Regions from separate parts of the Homo sapiens genome. Here region 2 is linked to region 1. The links are chromatin contacts, found by Hi-C in ENCODE. All regions are on one chromosome and are shown on one strand. Each heading gives the region's core, a stretch centred on a gene start or an enhancer-like site at or near the end of the contact. The rest is flanking DNA. Distances are from core to core; before and after follow the strand shown.

Evidence for each region. Hi-C counts contacts between places; a loop is a spot of excess contacts on that map. Pooled maps may share reads with other maps.
Region 2: a loop to region 1 is called in a map of heart left ventricle, with 4 times the contacts of the local background. The contact joins two enhancer-like sites. A Hi-C loop is called at or near these places in 6 of 168 maps with a recorded cell type or tissue (ascending aorta, heart left ventricle, heart right ventricle and 1 more) and 10 of 50 pooled maps.

The regions. Positions count from the first base shown.
Region 1 is chr12:104,856,259-104,864,178 of GRCh38, forward strand. It overlaps SLC41A2 (solute carrier family 41 member 2), which reads right to left. Exons shown (of 11, transcript NM_001352171.3): 8 at 5,033-5,112. Among named protein-coding and RNA genes, the nearest start is that of SLC41A2, 98 kb to the right of the region's middle. Within about 2 kb of position 3,038, at least 2 of the 41 ENCODE cell types and tissues checked have a DNase peak (open chromatin) inside an H3K27ac peak, as active enhancers do.
Region 2 is chr12:104,665,815-104,673,734 of GRCh38, forward strand. All of the region lies in intron 2 of CHST11 (carbohydrate sulfotransferase 11), which reads left to right. Among named protein-coding and RNA genes, the nearest start is that of MIR3922, 78 kb to the left of the region's middle. RefSeq lists an enhancer at 5,597-6,201. Within about 2 kb of position 3,342, at least 25 of the 41 ENCODE cell types and tissues checked have a DNase peak (open chromatin) inside an H3K27ac peak, as active enhancers do.

The sequences.
Region 1 (7,920 bases), core at 1,788-4,287:
AAAATGAAAAAGAATTTTCAGAGAAGCGATGAGAATGGTAGAATTGCAAAAAGGGTATAGTAAATAGTATTAAACAACTGAATAGAATGAAGACTGAAAATAAGTTATTGGATAAAGTAATTAGGAGGTCACTGGAGAGCTTAGTAAAAGCAGTTTTGTAGAGTGAGAAGGAAGAAAAATACTATAATGAGTTGAAAAAATACAGACTACACTTGGGAAAGTTTGATTGTAGAGAGTAGAAGAGACAGAACAGAAGCTTGAGAAGGCAGAGCACTATGGGAAAGGTGACTTGGGATAAAAAACTTGTGCACATTTGTAAGCTAAAGGGAAAAGATGTAAGAGAGGAAGACATGGGAGATACCGGAAAAGTTAAAATAATTGATGGAGTAAGGCTCCCATTGGAATTGTAATGGAATAGTATCCAGGGCACAGGTCAACTAGTCAGTCCTGGGCAAAAGAATCAGCTCTTCTGAGATAGGGGTGAAAGAAGTTAAAAATAGACATTGTTAGAGATACGAACAGAGGTGAAGGGAAAGGAAAGAGCACGCTGGGAGAGACATGCCTAAAGACTCTATTTTCTCTGTAAGCCTGCCCTACAACAAACATTAAAGGAATTTCTCCAGGCAGAAGGAAAATAATACCAGATAAAAACCTGGATCTACACAAAGGAAAGAGTGCTGGAAATATAACTTTATATGATAAAATCTAAAAGATATATTTTTCATTTTTAGTCTCTTTTTAAAAATAACTGAAGCAAAAAATAATAACAATATATTACAGGATTTACTATTTCAAAAAAGTAAAACGTATTTCAAAAAAGAGTACATAAGTAAAACGTATTTCAAAAAAGAGTACATAAGAAAGAGGAGTGGTATTTCAAGTATAGTGACATAAGCTTCTTATCCTATATGTAAAGTGGTTTACTATTGTTTGAAAGTAGACTGTGATAAAAAAGATATAAGCTCTAAATCAATGGTTCTCAAAGTGTGGTCTAGGGGGTCTGAGGAAGGTTAGATCTAGAAATCCCAACACCTAGCTAACAGAAGTACCAGAAAGAGAGACTCACGTTTATGTTAGCATGATAAAGGCTTTAAGAAATCCCGTAGTAGGATGTGGAGAAATAGGAACATGTTTACACTGCTGGTGGGACTGTAAACTAGTTCAACCATTGTGGAAGACAGTGTGGCAATTCCTCAAGGATCTAGAACTAGAAATACCATTTGACCCAGCCATCCCATTACTGGGTATACACCCAAAGGATTATAAATCATGCTGCTATAAAGACACATGCACATGTATGTTTATTGAGGCACTATTCACAATAGCAAAGACTTGGAACCAACCCAAATTTGTCCATCAATGATAGACTGAATTAAGAAAATGTGGCACATATACACCATGGAATACTATGCAGCCATAAAAAAGGATGAGTTCATGTCCTTTGTAGGGACATGGATGAAGCTGGAAACCATCATTCTCAGCAAACTATCGCAAGGACAGAAAACCAAACACCGCATGTTCTCACTCATAGGAATTGAACAATGAGAACACTTGGACACAGGAAGGGGAACATCACACACCGAGGCCTGTTGTGGGGTGGGGGGAGGGGGGAGGGATAGCATTAGAAAATATACCTAATGTAAATGACGAGTTAATGGGTGCAGCACACCAATATGGCGCATGTATACATATGTAACAAACCTGCACGTTGTGCACATGTACCCTAGAACTTAAAGTATAATAAAAAGAAAATAAAAAAATAAAGAAGAATTAACACCAACAACAATAAAGAAATCTCGTAGTAAGCAAGTTTGTTTAACTTAATGTTTAACAAATTTGATTGACCACAGAACTCACTTTTCAAGTTATACTTATTAACATCTCACAGAACTAGTGTTACCATGAAATATATTTTGGAAAATGCCACTAGTTCTGAAAGACATTAATAAATATTAAAAAATATCCTAGTCACAATATGAACACAGATATGCCTTAAACAATGTATGCATTCTTGTAGCTAATAAAACATAAATTAGTAGCTGCATATTTTGAGAAAAAAAAAATCACAGGCTTTAGAATAGACCCGATCTGGTTTTCAATCGTGACTCACCACTTACAAGATAAGAGACCTTAGACAATCTACTGATCTTATTGTGAGGATTATACGACACAACATGTATAAAAAAAACCTGTAAGTTACCTGGTACATAGTGGTAGGTACTCACTAAATAGCAGATAATGATGATAATGATGAAGATAAACAAGAGTCCTTTAAATAGTACATTCCCCAACACATTTTAAATGAAATTCAATTCTCAAAAGTTCCATCTTATTTGAGGAGCATAGAGTAAACCATCTCTATTAATGTTTTTTAAAGAGTGGAATTTATAAGCTCATAGTGTACCACCATGCCCGGCTAATTTTTATAATTTTTGTGCAGACAGGGTTTGGTCGTGTTGCCCAGGCTGGTCTCAAACTTATGAGCTCAAGCGATCCACCTGCCTTGGCCTCCCAAAGTGCTGATAGCCAACTAAGAGGTTTACTTACTGAGATACTAAAAATATATTACTATGAATATCACACAATGCCACAGCACAGACATCCAAGGAGAGCATTTCAGTGAAGCTCTAGAATTGTTTCTTACTTAAGGTAAAACAACTGAAATATGCATTAAAGCCTTATAATAAAAGGGTTATTGTAATTTAAGTTAAATTTCTTACTGAAATGTTGTTTAATATAGCTCTAACAGTCATTATGAGTAATGTTTATGCTAATGAACTCATCCATTAATATTCACAGAAGAGGATCTGAAGAGGAGGGAGGAAAGCAGTAGTTATTCCAGGCAGTGAAAATTAGATGAATCTTTGTAGGGACAATATAAAAACCTAGTTAGAATGATAATGAAAAAATTGCGCATGTCTTTGGGAAACAATGAGTCCAACCATGTACAGAGGGCCTTGAAAGCTAGGCAGAAGAATTCAAATTTGATCTGATAGGCAGGGAAAAAAACCACTGTTAAATTCATCATCTTAGGACCCATGTAATAAAAACAATGTTTAAGAATGACTAGGCTATTAGTGACACTTAATTTGCCTCAAATAGAGAGTGAGTCAGGAAGCCTACTTTATTACTTGAATGATGGCTATATTGAGACATTAGGCTACAAGAGTAAGACATGCTTGTTATATAAATAAATGATTGAGCAAGTGAACTGTGTTAAAGGGCAAGCAGACAATGGCTTGGTCATTTTTCAGTCAAAGAGGATGAAGGACCAGGTTGAAATAGATGGTCCCACAATTTTATGTGTGGGTGACGGGGAGAATGGTGGCATGAAGAGAGAGACCTATAGGGAAAATTTGTTCATTGATATTCTAAAGTGATATAAAAATTAAAATATTCAGTAGAAATTTTAGACATGAAATTAGATTTTGAAGAACTTGCCTTTATATGTCATATATATTTTTTACATATATACATATATACATTTTTTTTGAGACAAGGTCTTGCTCTGTTGCCCAGGCTGGAGTGCAGTAGCGTGATCTTGGCTCACTGCAACCTCTGCCTCCCTCCCAGGCTCAGAAGGTCCTCTTGCTTCAGCCTCCCAAGTAGCTGGGACTACAGGCGTGTACCACCATGCCTGTAAAAATATAATTTTTATATTTTTTGTGCAGGCAGGGTTTGGTCATATTGCCCAGGCTGGTCTCAAACTCATGAGCTTGAACGATCCACTTGCCTTGGCCTCGCAAAGTACTGGGATTACAGGGATGAGCCACCGTGCCCAACTGACATATTTTCTTTTTACATAGATATGCAAAGTAAATTACATTAAATATGTAGTATATCCTGGGACATGTTTTTCCCCAAGTAGAATTACTTTTTAAATTATATTGATCTAGGCTGTACTTAAAATCTACTTTAGTGTTCAACAATGAGAACACATGGACACAGGGAGAACATCACACACCAGGGCCTGTCAGGTGGGGGGCAAGGGGAGGGAGAGCATTAGGACAAATAACTCATGCATGCGGGGCTTAAAAACTAGATGATGGGTTGATAGGTGCAGCAAACCACCATGGCAAATGTATACCTATGTAACAAACCTGCACGTTCTGCACATGTATCCCAGAACTTAAACTAAAAAAAAAAAAAAAAATCCACTTTAATGACAGTCACCCCAGAAGCCGGTAGACTGGATTAAAATGATCTTATTAAATGTAATTCATATATAAATGTCTGTGAATTTAAGTATTATAATTCCCATTTCATAGATAACAAAAAAATATACGACAGATTTTTAAAGGGATCAGCTGAGGACCAATAGATTTTTTTCTTTTATTTTTTTTTAAGACAGGGTCTCACTCTGTTTCCCAGGCTAGCATGCAGTGGCTTATTGTAGCCTCTAACTCCTGGGCTCAGGCAATCCTCCTGCCTCAGCCTCCTGAGGACATACCTGGGACTACAGGTGTGTGCCACCACATCTGGCTAATTTTTGAATTTTTTATAGAGATGGGGGTCTCACTATGTTGCCCTGGCCTCAAACCCCTAACCTCAAGCGACCCTCCTACCTAGGCCTCCCAAAGCACTGGGATTGCAGTCATGAGCCACTGTGCCCACCCCAGATTTTAATGAACTGAATGGATAAGCAATGTTGAAACCCAGCTGTCTCTAATTTATCCACAAAAATTGACAAAAGAAACAACAAAACAATATACAATAGCTGATAATCCCAATGTAAATAATAAACAAAATCTGAAATATATTTTGCCACATTAATCTTAAGTCAGGTATACCTGACTCTCAAACTAGTAGTTCATGATAAGATTAAGAAAGATTACTTTTCAGAAATGTATTCTGCCTGTTGAGACCTGGGAATGTAATTTTCACTGTGAGCAACAACTTGGGGTTGGAGGCAGAATGGTTGGGATGGGAGGACAGACCTCTTGAATCTGAGCCCTAAGACTTCTAATAGTACCTAAGACTAAGAGGATACGAAGATTTGATATTATCATGAAACAGTATATCTAATTCTTACCATTAATAACTGGCGTGTAAACAACAATCCCAACCAAGTTTGGGTCTGATACAGTTGTGTCCAGAATAAGGCCCCCAATGCTGAAAGAGATAAAATTATATAATTTAGAGAAGAGGGAAGAGAACATACTTGAAGTTATTCTGTACATACAGACACCCCTCCTTTTTAAAATAAAATATTCACACATTTTAAAAATAGAGCAAAAATAAAAATATTCAAAGTAAAAATCAATGTCAACAGTAAAATGTTGAAAATAAAACACGGCATAAGCTCTAGCCCCAAATTTCAGAATTCTGATGTCTAAGATATGCTACTTGTGAAAAGAAAAAGCATACGCTTTAAATGCATTAAAATGTCTTGAACAGTATACGAGAAATTATTAACCATGTCTATTTCTGGGGGTGAGGGTGACAGGGGACTGACGGTCATTTTATATCCTTCTGTGCTTATTAATTTTTTAAAACCATGCCATTGATCACTCTTATAATTTAAAAAATAATTTAAAAAAGAGTATGGTTTCATATTTGAAATAAAGCATAAAAGAGGTTATTTTTATTGTATTAAAACTAGATATTGTTAGGATGTGTCTTATTACTGGCAAATTAAAATAATGAGTTATAGCCACAGAAAGAGCTGATCTTGAGAACAGAAATCTGGAAAACTAACATATCGTTATATGGTAGCAAGCCATACACTCTCAATGTGTCAGTGGAACTTGGAGATTTTTCTAAGTTTCCAAGGCCATTATCAACTGGTTAACATCAGTTTCTGGGTCTGTGTAGTATAAAACATTGCCAGTCCTAATATTCCATGGGATCCTGTGCCCAAATCTTCCAGGAAAATGCCATCCACATTACAACAAAATGAACTACATGCTGTCACAGAATGGGATTGTCAAAATATCAGATCAAATGTTCTTACCTGATAGTTAACATTAGAAAATTATCAAATCTTTATTATTTTAATTCTTTAGTAAAATAAAGGAATTATGCCTTAATAGGCCTAAACTGTGGGCGTTCTCATTAAAGAGGTACACTGTAGAGTCCCAAAATAGTCCTCTTTAGAAATATTTTAACATTTTAAGCCCTAATTAAAAGAATAAAGTACATACTTCAAGAACAAACTAGTTCTGAGTCAAAAAATAAACCTCCCTGACAAAATATATAGATCATGTTGTGGATATAACATAACAATTGCTAAAAATACATTTTTTAGATTCCTGTTAAGCCCAGTGATAAAAGTTACTATAGAAAAAATTAGAAAAGACAAAATGAAGAAAGTAAAAACCAACCCTAGTTACACCATTGAGTTACACTGTTAGTATGCTGTTATATAGGCTTCTAGACTTTTTTTAACTTATTTTGTTACTTATTTAAATTGACAATAAAAATTGCACATATTTATCCTATACAACATGTTTTGAAATATGTATATATTGTAGAATGACTAAATTGAGCTAATTAACTTATGCATTACTTCACATACTTATCTTTTGTGGTGAGAACACCTATACAACATGTTTTGAAATATGTATATATTGTAGAATGACTAAATTGAGCTAATTAACTTATGCATTACTTCACATACTTATCTTTTGTGGTGAGAACACCTAAAATCTCTTGGCAATTTTGATGAATACAATACACTGTTATAAACTATCACCACCATGTTGTACAATAAATCTCTTGAATATGTTCCTGTAGTCTAACCAAAATTTTTAATCCACTGACCAACATCTCCGCAACCCAGCTTTTTTACTATATACATTTTTAAAAATAAAAATTAAATGATAAAAGTAGTTTTATTTGCTTTTATTAAATTTTATTTTTATCATATAGATGTGTGTCATTAAAAAAGTAAAAGTACAGCCAGCATGGTGGCTCATGCCTATAATCCCAGCACTCCGGGAGGCCGAAGTGAGAGGACTGCTTGAGACTAGCAGTTTAAGACCAGCCAGGTCAACATAGTGAGACCCTGTCTCTACAAAAGAGTAAAAATATTATCTGGGTGGGTGCATGCCTGTAGTCCCGGCTGTTCAAGAAACTGAGGCAGGAGGGTTGTTTGAGCCTAGGAGTTTGAGGCTGCAGTGAACTACAATCAAGCCACTGTGCTTCAGCTGGGGAAACACGGCGAGACACAATCTCTAAAAAGAAAAAAAAGAGGTATATAAAAGTACCATAAAGTTCATAATAAAATAATGGTCCCTAGCCCCACCTCCAGGTCCTTCTCTGTACTAGAAATTCTTTTTATCTTCTTTAGTAGTTTCTTATGGCATTTAGTTTTTCTAAATAACATGCTTATACTGCTATTTCTTCATATTAAATTTTAGACATTTAGCAAATGACTTCCTACTATGGCAGATGAGGATTTGACCTCTCTTACACTTCCCTCCCACTTTGATCCCTTCCCAAATCCCTTCCTCCTCCCATCCTGCTAATCTGGTTATAATTTCTGGTGAAATACTTAGGGTTGACTTTATTATAACAACAGAAATTTCATTACTCATAGCTGAGCCACAGAGTGTATTATTAGATATCCTCACGTACGCTTTTTGCTTTGCCTCATATTTTTCTTAACTTTTTAGGTACCTATTACTAATTCAACCTCACATGTGTAACTAAGTTTATGAAGTACCTTTCAATACAGTCAAACTCATCAATTCCACTTTTTTTTTTTTTTTCTTAGAGACCTCCCTCCTTAAGTCCCCTGTCCTCCTGCCAATCTGGATGGTTGCCTGTCTAGGCCTGATGTACAGCTGTCATCCTGTACCTTCCCTCCAATACCCCCTTGGATCCTGGTCTATGTACTATAACAAAAGCCCAGTATTTCATGGGATTCTGTTGCCTGAATCCTCCAGGAAAAAAGCAATCTACATTACAGAAAAATGA
Region 2 (7,920 bases), core at 2,092-4,591, 190 kb before region 1:
TTTTTTTTTTTTTTTTTTTTTTTTGAGACGGAATCTTGCTCTGTCACCAGGCTGGACCGCAGTGGCGCGATCTCGGCTCACTGCAACCTCTGCCTTCCAGGTTGAAGTGATTCTCCTGCCTCAGCCTCCCGAGTAGCTGGGATTACAGGTGCCCGTCACCATGCCCAGCTAATGTTTTGTATTTTAATAGAGATGGGGTTTCACCATGTTGGCCAGGATGGTCTTGATCTCCCGACCTCATGATTCGCCCGCCTCGGCCTCCCAAAGTGCTGGGATTACAGGTGTGAGCCACCGCACCCGGCCTCTTTCTCTTTTAATCTTATTTAGACTATCATGTATAGAATTAAGATTGAATACTTTATTTAAATTGCTACTAATTGCAAGTTCTGTTTGGTAGGGGTTTAGAATATGCTTAGCATTTGAAATGATCACGGGTATAGGTTTTCTGTCCCTGAAAAACACCTGAACTGTTTCCCTCAAGCTTTCCAAAACAATTCAACTTTGGATGCAAGCGAGAATGGAGAAATTTAATAAAGATTTTTATTTGTTTTCCAAAATGCAATACAGAAGATTGGGGTTATTGTGAAACGTGGGCAGGCTTTTGTAGTCCCCTTTACCTTGAATTCTGCTTTGCCAAAGCAAGATTTTATTAAGATAGGACTATCCAATTTCCTTCCGTTGTTCTTGGGACTCTGTGTTTTTGCAACTCGTTTGCCTCTGTCTGCGTGTTGAATTCTAGAGGGTGCGATGATGGAAGAATAAAATGGGATGGAATAATACCAGTGTCCTGCTGCATTGGTATTCAAATTCAGTATCCAAGGCTCCACATGCCTGAAATACAGATTTACTCTGAAATACAGTGGATGGCCAACAAATGTTTCCTGATTGAAAAAAGATGGAAGGAAAGGGAAGGGAGAGAAGGAGAAGCTAGGGAAGTCCTGTGTGGAACAGTAGAGCTGGGATCAGGTACCTCATCAGAGAGGCGGGGCAAGGTCTGATAACCCCTTTTTTCACCGTTCTACAGTACCGTGTGCGGTGGGGTCTGGAGTGAGCCAGAACAGATAAGTCGTTGCCCCTTGCCATCCCCCAAAACTATGCCCAGGGTAGCTGGCCAGGACTCTGTCTGCATCACACTCCTGCCAGTGTATGGCATGGGGCCTGGCAAATAGGAGGTACCTTTAAAACGCTTGTTGAGCAGAACATTCCAGTTGACCTGATAGTTCTTCATGAACATAGTCATTCATTTTCATTGACAGAACTTATGTTAAATGATACGAAGTTATTTTGAGAGGTAAGTGACCCTGACCCTGTCCACAAGAATTATTCAGTTCCGTGAATTTGGTCCAGCAGAGTCTGGTTTTTAACAGTCATTTGGCCTGAGCTATTGACTGCAAACTTTTAAGATTCTTCCAGGCCGTCTCATTAGAAGTTGACAGCACTTTGGCACCACGGAGACCTACAGGTGTCCTTATTCCCCCACCACGCTTCTGGTAATGAGAAATGAAAGTCGTCCAGCCTCACTCAGCTCACTGTGTGTTCCAGATTACACACCAAGGTTGTGCAATCTAGCCTTGGTTTTGCTAGATACTGATCCGGCTCCAGATAAATGTCATTGGATGACAACATATATGTTCCTTAAAACTCCAGCTTTTGGAGTTTCATCCCAGTCCTTACCTTGCATCTCAATCAGGGACAGAATTTTGGCCGTCATTTGGGAAGGAGCCAAGTGGACACAGGATGGTTTTAGACGAGTGGTCCTAACTTTTTCATCTGCATTTCCATCCAGTGTTGGAGCTAGGACTTCCGCATGCATCCAGACTCTGCTTTCTGCTCATTTCATGACCTTAGGGGAGCTATGAATTCCTCTGGGCCTCAGTTTCCTCATCGGTAAAGCAAGCAAGTCATGGACCTACCTCAGGCTGGTTGTGAGGATGGAATGAGATGCTGCCTGTCAGCTTCTTAGCACCACCTAAGGTCTCTGGTGATGCTGGTTATTGCAGCTGCACATCCAAAGCACCTGGCGAGCTTTCAAACACCTTAGACACCCAGACCCACGGAATCAGAATCTCTAGGGGTATGCACCCATGAGTTCATGGTTTTTAAAATCCTCAGAGATGATTTGTGTGCCTAGTCAGGATTGAAACCACTAATTCTAAAGGAACTGGATTCATGGGGTTTTGTCTTTAGGAGGGAGTCTAGCCAGTAGAGCCAACCCACAGAAGCTGGAGTAAGAATACTTGGGTTCCAATCCCGGTACCACCCCTGGCTTACCCCCACACCATATACCCTGGCTGTGTGACCTTGAGCTAACGACTTAACTTCCCTGGAAGTCAGTTTACACAATAAGAAAGTGAGGACAGTATTTATGAGCACCCCTCATAGGGTCATATAGGGACTAAATGAGATTATCCATGCCAAGTCTTATATTAAAAAGTGCCTGCCACAAAGGAAGCCCCCAGGAAGCGGTGAGCACATGATACATGTTAACTCACTCTCCAGAACAACCCTGGGTAGTAGATTATGTCATTATCCAGTTTCCGTATGTGGAGCATCTCTGTAACTCCTCTAAGGTCACGGGTGTTAAACCCACTCCCGAGACACCATGACAACACAGAACACACTGCGTTGGGACGTCAGCTGGGTCAGCTGAAGGACTTGTGAGTGCAGCTCCCTGAGCTGCAGCTGACCACACAAGTGGGCAACTGAATACAGTCCCCATAAAGCATGTTTATCTTATCTGGGGCTGGAGATTAGCTGTGTTGTGCAGAAGGGAAGAGGCATTCCAGGTCTTTCCAGCTGTCTTGCCTGTGAACATTTATCGTCCCCTAGTTCCGACGTTTATTATCCCCCCGGGTGGATAGCACTAATTCATACCAGTCTGTCCGATGGCAGCAACCCCCATAGATGTATGGGTCATGGCGGAAGAGGGAGAAACCCCAGACTCTTGCTATTTGGAGGGAATGAGATTCTGATAGTCACAGCCCTCAGCAAACTGTTCTCTTTGGAACCAATACAGTTGTTTTCCTGTAAGAACACAGAGAAGACCCAGGCAACTCTGGGTTCCAGAAATGAAGGCCTCCTTGAGAAGCCACATTAACCCTGACATTTCTTTCTCCCCATTTCTGTGGGCAAGGAACACGGCCCCCAGGCAACTCTGGGTTCCAGAAATGAAGGCCTCCTTGAGAAGCCACATTAGCCCTGACATTTCTTTCTCCCCATTTCTGTGGGCAAGGAACACGGCCCCCAGGCACTGAGGAAGTCCCCACTGCAGCGTGCGTTAGACGTACGCACCCCTCTGCAAGCACAGGCTCGCACAATCGCCCGCTGTGTCTCCTGCCAGCCAGCTGGGTGAATGTTCCCGGGCAGCCAGAGCGTTTTTCCTCCCCTCCTCACACTCCCCTCCCCTTCTCCTGCCCCGCCAGCTCCACGCCCTCCTGAATGTTCCATTCTAAACAGCCACAATCAGGAGCCTGTTCTGCACTGGGAAAAAGAGCAGCATGAAGGCTTTTAAACTTGCTGGGTAATTTAAGGTATTTATCGCTATTTGGAGAGCTTTGCTTGTTTTGAATCCATTCCCCCTGCAGCTCTCAGAAATGGTGCAAATGATTTTTTTTCCCCCTTGAAAAGGGATGCTTCTAGGTCTTTCCACTGTCCCCGAGGCCGGATTCTGAATGCAGGCCTCCAGACCTGGGTGCATTCGCTGAGGTTTTGTTCATTCATAAACGTTAATTGGGCATCTCCCTGCTCCAGGCCTACATTGTGTTTGTAGAGTGCTCCCCCTTTCTGCAGTGGACTGTGTTTCTAACTCATGCGCAGTAAACGAGGTCAGAGAGCCTGGCTTTGGGATCCAGGCTGACCCAAGGTCAAGCTGCGCCCTGCAAATTAGCTGTGTGACCCTGGACACCGTTCTCAGCTTCTCCAGAACACAGTTTTTCATCTGTTAAATGGGTATGATGACAGCTCGTAGCTTACTTGCTTTGGAGGCCAGCCTGCCCGTGTCCAGATCCCAGCTCTGCCACTTCCTCCTCCTGTGAGCCTGGCTTTTCCGTTTTGTCAGTTGATTCACCTTCAGTCAGGAATAATAGCCAATCCCTCAAAAGGTGGCAAGAGAACTGAGTTGATGCATATCAAATACTTGTGCTTAGCACATAGAAATTGCTCAACTCAACAAATGTTAGTTTAGAGGAGGCCCTTAATAAATCTAAGTTCCCTTTTCCCCTCTCGCTTTCCTAAAGCTTCACCTAAGCCAACAGCTGGACAGAGGCGGAAGCTTGCCAAGAGAGTCAGAAGAATCTGGACTCCACACCGCCTGCTGCAGGGCCTGCTGGCCTCACAGGGAGAGGGAGGAAGGGGGGTCCACCCTGGCCAGGTGCACTCTGGTGAGAGCAGCCCACAGAGGCCTTGTGGTCTCCCAACTTCCTCAGTCCTTAGGATGCTAACAGGGCTGTAGCAGAGCGAGTCCTCAAAACCAAGGGGCTTCCCCACCACTCTGAATCCACCAGCAATCTCTGCCTCTGCACGGCACCCAGGGCAGGGTGGTCCTTCCCCGCTTTTCTATTCCAGACCGTCCATGAACTGCCTCCATTTCCTCCACCCACCCCCAACATAGCCTCCTTCATGGAGCATATACACATGTGCAAGTGCATATGTTCAGACCCACACACACACACACTCACACTCATACACACTCACACAAACACATCCATACACACATGCACTCACACTTACACACACACTCCCACACATACACACCCACACATGCACTCACACTCATACACACACTCCCACACAAACACATCCATACACACGCACTCACACTCATGCACACTCTCCCACACATACCCACACACACACAAATATACTCTCACACATACCCCTGCATACACACACATCATACATACACACCACATATACACACACACTCCCACACATACCCCTCACATACACAAACCAATACACACCCACACATACACTCTCACACACACCCCACATAAACACACACCCACACATACATTCTCACACACACTCCCACACATACCCCCCACACCTATACATATACACCAACAGAAACACACACATACATACATGCACATACATGCACACTCACACACACACTCTTTTCCAGCTTTGTGTTTCTGCTTCTGCCTTTTCAGTTTCTTTGATTTCCCACATATGGATTTCCTGCCCTGCCTTCTGAGGGTGTTGGGCAGGTGAGAAGCCCTAAGATCATGTTCAGAGCTGAAAACATAATCACCAGATTGGAATACTGGAGATGAGATGGTAGAGAATGGCTAGTTTTAGCTTTTCTCATTAACACGGGGTGGGAGCAGATGACCTTTTCCTTTTAGCTGACAGCTAGTCTGCTGGCCATGGGCACACCCTCCTCCGCAAAGCCTCTTGTGATCTCCAGTCTGACTGGACACGGCTTCTTGCTGCGCCCGTGATCCTAAGCATGGGGTGTGGGTGGTAGGGAAAAGCCTGGAGCAGGGCTGCTTGGTTGAAATCTTGGCTCTGCAAGTTATTTGGTTTTGCTGTGCCTTCATTTCCCCATTTGCAGAGTGGGGTCAGTATTTGCCCTGATTCTTAGGGTTGTTAAGAATATTCGATGAGGAGAGCCACATCAAGTGCTTGGAATGCCTGTCTACTGATCATTACTGTTACCAGCGCGATCATGGTTTTGATCATGGAAGCTCTTAGCCCACTGCACTGTGATCGGTCTAGGAAGTCCTGTCGCTTCCCCCACAGGTTTCGCAGCAAACGGGCCAGGACAGTTATCTCAGGCAGCCTAGAGAACGCCTACAGTGTGAGCAAAGCCACTGTTTAAAGTGAGGTGATACTTTATTCACCAAAGATTCCTTTACTTACAGAAAGTCCCCCTTGAACTTATGATTTGAATTTTAGACATTTTACCCAATCTCTATCTTTCTCTCTCTTTTTCTCTCTCTCTCTGTCTCTCTCTCCTCCCCGCCCCCAGCCCTCTTCTTGCATAATGTGAGAAGAGGCTTTCAACAGCCAAATGGAAACCCCCTTTGTCACCTTGTAGGCGTGTGGCATTGGGACACTGAAGTTAGCAAATCGGCCAGTGACTCATCAGTTTCCTCTCCATAACTGGGGTGTGGTTGGGGGATGGGGCAAAACTGGCACTTGGCAGGAGGCCTTGGCACAGTTCCCAGGCAGCATTCCTTCTGACCCGTCAGTGACCATGTCCTACCCATTAAGGAATATTGTAATGATCAGCCCTGGAGGAAGGAGCATTAAGATTTCTGCTCTGACTTCAGATGTTTTGATACAATTTGGGTAGCTCGAGTTCTCCATCCCTGACAATGAAAATGCCCAGGAATGTCAGGGAAGCGCGTTTTCTGGAAACCTACCTCCCTGAGACCTGTCTGGCCTGCACAGGGGGGTGGACCGTGTGGGAGAGAGGGGATTGTCCCTCTCTCCCCAAGGTCAGCTCTGGCTTGCGGAGTAATGGCTCGTGTGAGTGATGTGTGTGCAGGACTCCATTAGGGGCCCGGCTGTCCAGCTGTCTTGTGGCAAGTGTCTTTGCAGAGAGGGGCGAAAGGAGCAGATAGCTCCAGAAATGGAGAATAAAGAGACCATTGCTTTCTGCTTTCTGGCAAATTCTGCCAAAATACTGCAGAGAATGAAAAACTTTGAAGGAAAACCCCTTTATCAGCTATCCCATGCCTTGTGGCCATTGATTCCACGAGCAGGTGTTTCTGAGAGCTGGAAGCTGGCCTGGCCCTGGCCTCTTTCAGGAATAGAACATGTGAGGATGGTTGGCTTCACCACCTCCAAAGGGACCTCGGGAGGAGTAACCTCCCAATGGGGCAAGATTACTCACCATGACGGGCAGCTCAGTGCATGGCAACAAGCGTATGCTCTGCTGGGCAGCCTTCTTGGCTGGAAAACTGGCTCGTGATTCTGACTGTGACTCTCCCTCCTACACTTTCCAAGCCAAGAGCCTCCCCCAGATTTCACATGCCTCCCGCATGGCACCTCTGTTCTCCTGCTGCCACCACTCAGACACCCAGGCGTGAGGATTACTCTGAAACCCTGATGCTTGGCCATACCTGCCCCACCATTTCTGAGGCTGCCATAATGAATCACCACAGACCAGGTGGCTTAAAACAACAGAAATGTATTCTTTCCCAGTTCTGGAGGCCAGAAGTCCAAAATCAAGGTGTCAGCAAAGCTGTACTCCCTCTGGAGACTCTAAGGGAAGATTTATTATTTGCCTCTCCCAGTTGCCAAACTCCTTGGCTTGGGGCCCCATCTCTCTGCTCCATGTACACGTTGCTGCCCCCTCTTCTGTCTTCTTTTTTGTCTCTTATAAAGACACGTCATTAATATTTAGGGCCTACCCACACACTCCAGGATAATCTCAAGATCCTTAGCTTAATCACATCTGCAAAGACCGTTTATCCAGAGAAGGTCACATTCCCAGATTCTGGGAATTTGGATGTGGACCTATCTTTTGGGGAGGTACCATTCAGCCTACTGTACCTGTTAATGGAATGGTTTGTTACATGGATTAACACTGACTTGAGGCTTTCTAGGGTGAGCCTAGAGCATTTTCTCAAAAATACACATGTGGTGACACCTATTTTTAGCTATTTGACTTGGACAAGTAACTTACCCTCTTTGGGCCTCAGTTTCTTCACCTGTAAAATGGGAATGATAATAGTACCTACCCATAGGTTTGTTATGAGCATTAAATGAGTTCATGTAAGTACAGTGCTTCGAGTGCTATCTGGCAATTAGCAAAGCACTCCATAAATATCAACCATTCTTATGGTGATTATCATCATGGCATCATAATCATCATTGGAAGCTACCCCAGGCAATGAGACTGTCCTAGACAACTCATTTAACATGTAGCACAGCACATTCACAAACCGTTTGTTTCGACTTTTCGAC